2 separate regions of the Homo sapiens genome follow, and region 1 is linked to region 2. Evidence: chromatin contacts called from ENCODE Hi-C data. All regions are on one chromosome and are shown on one strand. The core of a region is the stretch at or near the end of the contact, and the rest is flanking DNA. Distances in the headings are between cores, read along the strand shown.

What was found. Hi-C counts contacts between places; a loop is a spot of excess contacts on that map. Pooled maps may share reads with other maps.
Region 1: a loop to region 2 is called in a pooled map, with 4 times the contacts of the local background. The contact joins the promoter of FRY-AS1 here to the promoter of B3GLCT in region 2. A Hi-C loop is called at or near these places in 5 of 50 pooled maps.

Annotation. Positions count from the first base shown.
Region 1 is chr13:32,029,933-32,033,080 of GRCh38, reverse strand. It overlaps FRY-AS1 (FRY antisense RNA 1), which reads left to right and starts at 1,442. Exons shown (of 4, transcript NR_103839.1): 1 at 1,442-1,630. It overlaps FRY (FRY microtubule binding protein), which reads right to left and starts at 1,307. Exons shown (of 61, transcript NM_023037.3): 1 at 1,216-1,307. The coding sequence starts at 1,285.
Region 2 is chr13:31,198,681-31,201,918 of GRCh38, reverse strand. B3GLCT (beta 3-glucosyltransferase) reads right to left here and starts at 1,944. Exons shown (of 15, transcript NM_194318.4): 1 at 1,765-1,944. The coding sequence starts at 1,834. RefSeq lists silencers at 984-1,233, 1,294-2,193, 2,244-2,303.

The DNA of each region.
Region 1 (3,148 bases), core at 193-2,692, 830 kb before region 2:
GTGCAAAATGACCTGGAAAAAATGGTTTCTATGGATATCATTTAGAGATGCACATCCCTGAATACCTTAAGGCTGAAGGTACTTTAGCTCTTTTCCTCAAAGCAATTGCAGCACAGGTTCTCCTGCCCAGGTTTTGTTTATATAAGAACAATCTTGGCCACAGGTCATTTGTGTAGGAGACAATTAATCACTAGCTCTTTGAGCACAGGTAGGTTAATCAGTATGCACATAATACAATATTAAAATTTTCACGGGGAAAAAATTTTTTTATTTAAAACAATAAAGCATCAGTAATACCTGCTGATCTTTTATCCAAAGCAAGTACAAAGGCTGTTAGTGAAATAGAGAAGACTTTCTTTTTAAACAGTTCGGAAAATACAAGGCATCATTGATCACCTGAAGGCCTCATTTTAATTTGATTCCAGATCCACGGCAGCTTAGAGGTTGTCTTTTTGAAATAGCGTATTGCTAAAATCCTTATGTAGGTCAGAAATGGAACTTCAGGAGCCATCATATTCTGCTATCCTAATAAATAATTAGGGTCAGAACCTCACTTGTTTATGTTTCAAAAAAGCACAATATTTGGACTATAGCAAACATCAGGATTTTTAAAAATTCAAATATTAAATGGCATTCAGAACATCATCCACATGGAAGAGGGAGAGATGAAATAAATCTGCAGATGCCTCTATATACAAAAAGGATGTCCTAGGTTTTGGACTATTAAATACTTTTCTTTCTTCAGACAATACCCTAAAAAAACAATTACAAAGTACTCTGAAACCCTGCCACACCCCTTTGATTAAATCACACTTCACAAAATATTTAGAGAAAGCCTGAACAAATCAAATAAACATCAAGGCAGGAAATGCAGCCAGGAATGCCTGATCCTGAGCTCCCCCAGAGTCTGAAGGGCTGCCTCACTTGAAAATTTAATCAAACACAATCTACTGTAATTCCATTGCAGCCTTTGCACTTAAGGAAAGCTAGTTCAGTCTCTGACATTTTGATTTTCACAGCAGATGGGAGCAAAAAAAGAAAGAAAGAAAGAAAGAAAAAGAAAGAAAGAAAGAAAGAAAGAGAAAAGAAAAGAAAAGAAAAAAAGAAAAACTTCCGCGGCTCACAAACATATGTGTCCAGTTGAGATTTTCTGTCTCCAGCCTTATGCAACATCCAGCAAACAAACAAACAAAAAGGTTATTTTCTATTACTCACTATTACTCCAGGATTTCAGTAAATATTTGATACTGATCTCAAAGAAGCCCGAATCCTGCTGGCTGGCCATGTCTGCGGCATACAAAGAGGCTGGGAGGACGGGCAGCGGCCGGGAGCAGGTACCGGGCGTGATGCGCCTGTCACAGGTTGTGATGTCAGCGCGGGGTCAGGCGCCCAGAGGCAGCTCTGCGGATCCACCTCCGGCTCCGGCCGGGAGTGCTCATCTAAAGGACACGGCGGAGCAGAGAGAGATGCTCGGCCGCTCCTCCTCCTCCGGGTCCAGGACTTGCTTCTTATTTGCTGGACGCTGATCTCCCTGCAGCCCTCGGAGGCGGCGGCCGCGCTGCTTTCATTTCGGGGCTGTCATCACCAGAAACGCCGGCTGCCGGCCGCCCACCAGCTCGGCTCCAGCCAGGTACGCAACCGAGGAAGACCCCACCTGAACTGGGATCGGCTTTCTTCTGGGAGGGAGGGTTTCTAGGCCGGCCTCCCTGACGCGGTGCAGGCAGCCTCCGGCCCACACGGCCGCCGCGGGGCTAAGGGATGGGCCGGGAGCGCCGCCCCCTGCCCCTGCCCACTGTCTCAACCTGAGCCGCGGCTCAGTCTCCGCCTAGGCTGCGGGAGGAATTTCCCAGCTTCTGCGGATCCTCTCTCTTCAGCAAGGCTTCCCGTGAGCGGCCCGGGTGTGCTCTGGCTGCTGCTTCCCCTTGTGTCTGTCCCTGAAATAAACACAACTGCAGCACGCTGCGGTAAGCAAAGCTGCAGCCTTGCATCTGGTTGCAGCGACGTTTTGAAAAACCCCATCCGTCAGCCTCGTTGCAGTAAAGAGACTCAACAAGAGGACGCTTGTCTGGGCTTTTTCTTCCCTGCCTTCCACACGCATGGTGGTATCTGCATTTTTACTTTTCCCTCCCAGAAATGCAGTCTTTTCAAGGGGCATCGGAGCCCGAACGTGTGCACTCTAAGGGGACAGTACACACTGCTTAGTTGGCTTGTTTTTGTAATGTCACACACTCCACAATGGATCTTATTCTCAAACCTCTCATTTCTAAGACTCACTAAGCCCAGTGAAGCTTATTTTATTTGTATGAAAAGGATAAGAAGCAAAAGCATTAGATTCCTTGCTCTACAATGGCTCTTGATTTCATGAATTCTTGATATCAGGTGTCCTGATTTTGGTTAGCTTTGTTTCACATTATCATTTAGCTTGACCAGGGGATTAAATAAGAGTATTATATTTTAATAATGACAGGTTATGTTGGAAGAGGTGGGATTTGGCCAACTATCTCATAAACCACAGGATCCTTCCCAAGTCCCAGTACATTCATGATTAATGTTGTCTAAAAAACAGAAAAAAGTAATAAACCATGTTAATAAGTATTTAACATAGCAAATGTTGGGCTAACTCCCCAAATCAACACACAAACAGGACTTCCTAGATTAACAGTTCATTTTAAAAATGGAAGGGAAAGACTACAATGTACTTTTATTGTTAGGACAAAGAATTTTTAAAATTCAACACTAAATAAAACTTCTAGAACTATGTTCTGAAAGGCCCTAAGATACTTCATCAATACAATTAGTTTTTCAAACTCATTACACTTACCCAAATGGCAAGCACTCAATCACTCAGATTTCCAACTCCACTTATACACTTTATTCTGATGAAATCTCTCACCAGATTGACTTCTTTTTAATTCATGTGCATACTAGAGTTGCTGAACTGATTTTATCACTTGTACTTTGAATGTATGGATTCTAGGTAAAATAAGACCCAAAGGTTTTACCTTGAAACAATTATTATATCTGAAAATAAATTTCATACCTACGCCCATCTGATGCTTGCCAAGACTCAGATGGCAGTGAATGAACAGGTAGGCTGCACAGTGCCCTGCGATTAACGATGGCATGGGCTCTCAAGGCAGGGCCCCAT
Region 2 (3,238 bases), core at 695-3,194:
TCTCACAGGGACCTTTTAATGCATTTTATGTCTTATTTATTGTGCTTATCTGACAACTTCACAAGGCTAATAGACATCTCTAAAAATGTGTTGACATCTTAGTGCATTCTGAATGTCCTTCAGTGTATTATCAAATTTGGACAGTGCAAATATTCCCCTGGGGGTAATAAAAAATAGACACAGCAATACAAATGTGCATTTCAGCCCATATGTTGTATATATTATATACAAATATTATACCCCCAGTACAGCATTATAAAGTGCAGTGCTATAAATAGAATACCAATTTCAGCTACCACCCACCCATTTGGTTAGTTGCAAAACATCCAGGCAACAAGCCAACTGATGCAGCCAGGAGTCACCCAGTCGCTTTCCCAAACCTCCAACCTCCCTTTCTCCCAGGGCTGCCACCCAGCAATGCCCTTCTTCCACTGAAGCCGATTCCAGCCAAATTCAGTCGCTCCCCAAGACCAACTACAGCCTTCTCTGCCGGAGGTGCCCTAATATTTTTAATTACACTGCTGCCTAATTAATCATGCATGTAAACAATTACCAACTAATCTTGCTCTTTTCCCACACTTACTGAGCGCCTATAGAAATGCCAGAAGTACACAAATGCAGCAAATTAATCCTTATTCAGAGAGCTTAAATACAAATAAAAACAGGCTGTCAAGGTTCCGGTGGGCTAACAAGAGCAGTGCGCAATAACGCTACGTCTTTTCCTAAACTGCACCATTCTGCCATTACTAAAAAATCTGAAATCATTGCCTTTTCACACCAGCAAGTCTGGGTTAGAGGACAAAAACTCTGTAGCAGTCTGAAAAAAAAATAATTTTTCGCTCAAGCTTTCAAAGTTGAACAAATCTGATCATGAAAGTCAATTACAAGGCTGCTTTTTTTTTTTTTTTAACTTTTATCACATCGTTTTAAGATAAAGGGGGGAAATGCCCTTGCGAGGAGAAAAGAAATAAAAAAGAATGGGCATTACAGCAGCAGGAGACCGGGCAAGCACTGCTCTGCTCGCAGACGTGTCCCCTGATGTCCCCAGCGGAGACCCGAGACAGGAGCAAGCCTCCCCGCCGCGCCAGCTCCCGCGGAGGCCCAGCGGGCGCCCCTGTCCTCCTCCGGGTCGGAATCCGGGAAGGGCTGGCGCCGAGCTGGCCGCTTATCCTCAGGGGCCAGGGCACGTCCCGAAGGCCCTGCGGAGGGGCGCGCGGACACCGGGACCGCAGTCCTCGCCCCCGGGGGTCGAACAGGAGCCGCGGGGCCTCGAGGGCCGCCTCGCCGGCTCCCGTCCAGCCTCCCGCCCGGCGCGGGGCGCGCAGGACGGCGGAGCGCGGGCGGAAGGCAGGGGGGCGGGACCGCCGCCGCCGCCACTCGCGCTGTTGCAAAGTTTCTTCGGTGGCACAGTTCCTGCGCGCTTCCTGTGGGGGCGGCTGCTGCGCCCTCGCCGCCCCGTCGCCCGCCGGTTCGGGGCGGCAGAGGCTGGGAGACGCGAGTCTGGGGCCGGGGCGGCAGCGGGGACCCAAGACCGAAAGGGGCCGAGCGGGCACGCCTCGGGTCCCGGGCCCGGGTCCCACCTGGGCGCCGCGAGAGGGCGCTGCTGACGGCGCGGCGCGGCGGGGACCGGACGGCGGGACGCGCGCGCCGGCGGGGCAGGGCTGGGCCGCCCTGCGCCTCCCTCCCCGCGCCGACCGGGGCACGGGCGACTGTGCCCGCGAACCCCACGCCTCGCCCTTGCGCGCCTGGCCGCCCGCTACTTACCCAGGGAGCAGGTGAGGAGCGCGAGCAGCGCCGGCGGCGCGAGCAGCCACCAGCAGGCGGGCGGCCGCATCCTGGCGGCGGAGGCTGAGCGCCCTACCTGGGCGCGGGGAAGGGAGACGCGCGGGGAGCGGAGCTGCGCCGCTGCCGCCGCCGCCCTGCCGCCGCGGCTGACCCTTCTCTGCCGGCTCCCCTCCTCCCTCCGTCTCCGCCGCGCCATCGCCGGCCGCGCCCTCTGGCGGCCGGGAGCGGGAGCACCCCTGTGCGCGCTTCCAGCGTCTGCCGGGCTGGCGGCTGCGGCTGGTGTCCGGCCCGACGGGCTGCTGCGGTAGAGGTGGCCGCGGCTCTGCCCTCACGGCGCCCTCCTTCGAGGCGTCTGACCTCTGCCCCCTCCAGCCACCAGCCTCCACCCCTCCTCTTCCTTTCTCCTCTGCGTCCCTCCTGACCTAGGCCGCGTCCCCTGCCTTCATGCCCTCCCACCTTACCGCGTCACCCCCATCAGTAGTTCTACCTGTGAAGTGGAAGCGAGCAGTAATCACTTTTCCTCCCTGCTAATGTATTATCTGCTGTGGAAAAAAAAATGTAATCAATAGTTCAACTCTTAATATTGTTGGCACCAATGCTCTACTTTGATGAAGGTGTTTTTAATCAGCTCAACTAATTTACTTAATATCCCCTTTAAATGGAATTTGGCCAATAGCCTAGGTCTGGGATTTGGCTTTTAAACAAGTTTGTGTAAATGTAATTTTCTATAAATGTAATTTTAAGTGTTCACCATAATGGAAGAGAGTGGGTGTAATTTTATTCAAAATATAAAAATTAATTAAACTGGAATACAGAGAAGTGGAGCAATGTGGGAGTGCCTCCTGTTCCCGCAGGACTGCGAAGGGCTTTCCTCCCCAGCCCGGTAGAGTGGTGGCCCTGATAGGGGACTGGTCCTGTTGTGTTGTGTGGTGCACTGAAGGGGAAAGCATTACAAGTAAGAACTAGAGGCTCCCTTCAGTGGTTCTGAACTCCTTCGTGCCTCCCTCAAGCCTTGGCTCACTTCTGTTTCCAAGGAAGTGCACAGGACCAAGTGCTTTTCCCAGCCCTAGTTTAGCCCATGACCTCTTGAAGGCAGTTTCTATGTTTTCCTTCATATTTACTCATTTGTTGGATACCTACTATGTGACTGCAACTCTGCTAAGCACCCTAGGAATGCCAGTATCTTTCACATGGACATACAACATTCACCTACTTGCTAAACATTTAAGGAGGAGGAGGCCCTGGGAGTACAAGTAGGATGGCCCTGGGAATACAAGTAGGATGTCCTGGAGACAGAGAAGCAGGTGCTGAATAAACATTTGTAGGCTTGAGCCCTCTTAACTTGAATGCGTTTAGGGGACTTAGGCTCTAATGCATTAGGACAGTATTGTCTGCAATTGTGCAATACCTGCTGGGATTGTTTTGAAAAGGAGGCCTGGAGACAAAGAATTTT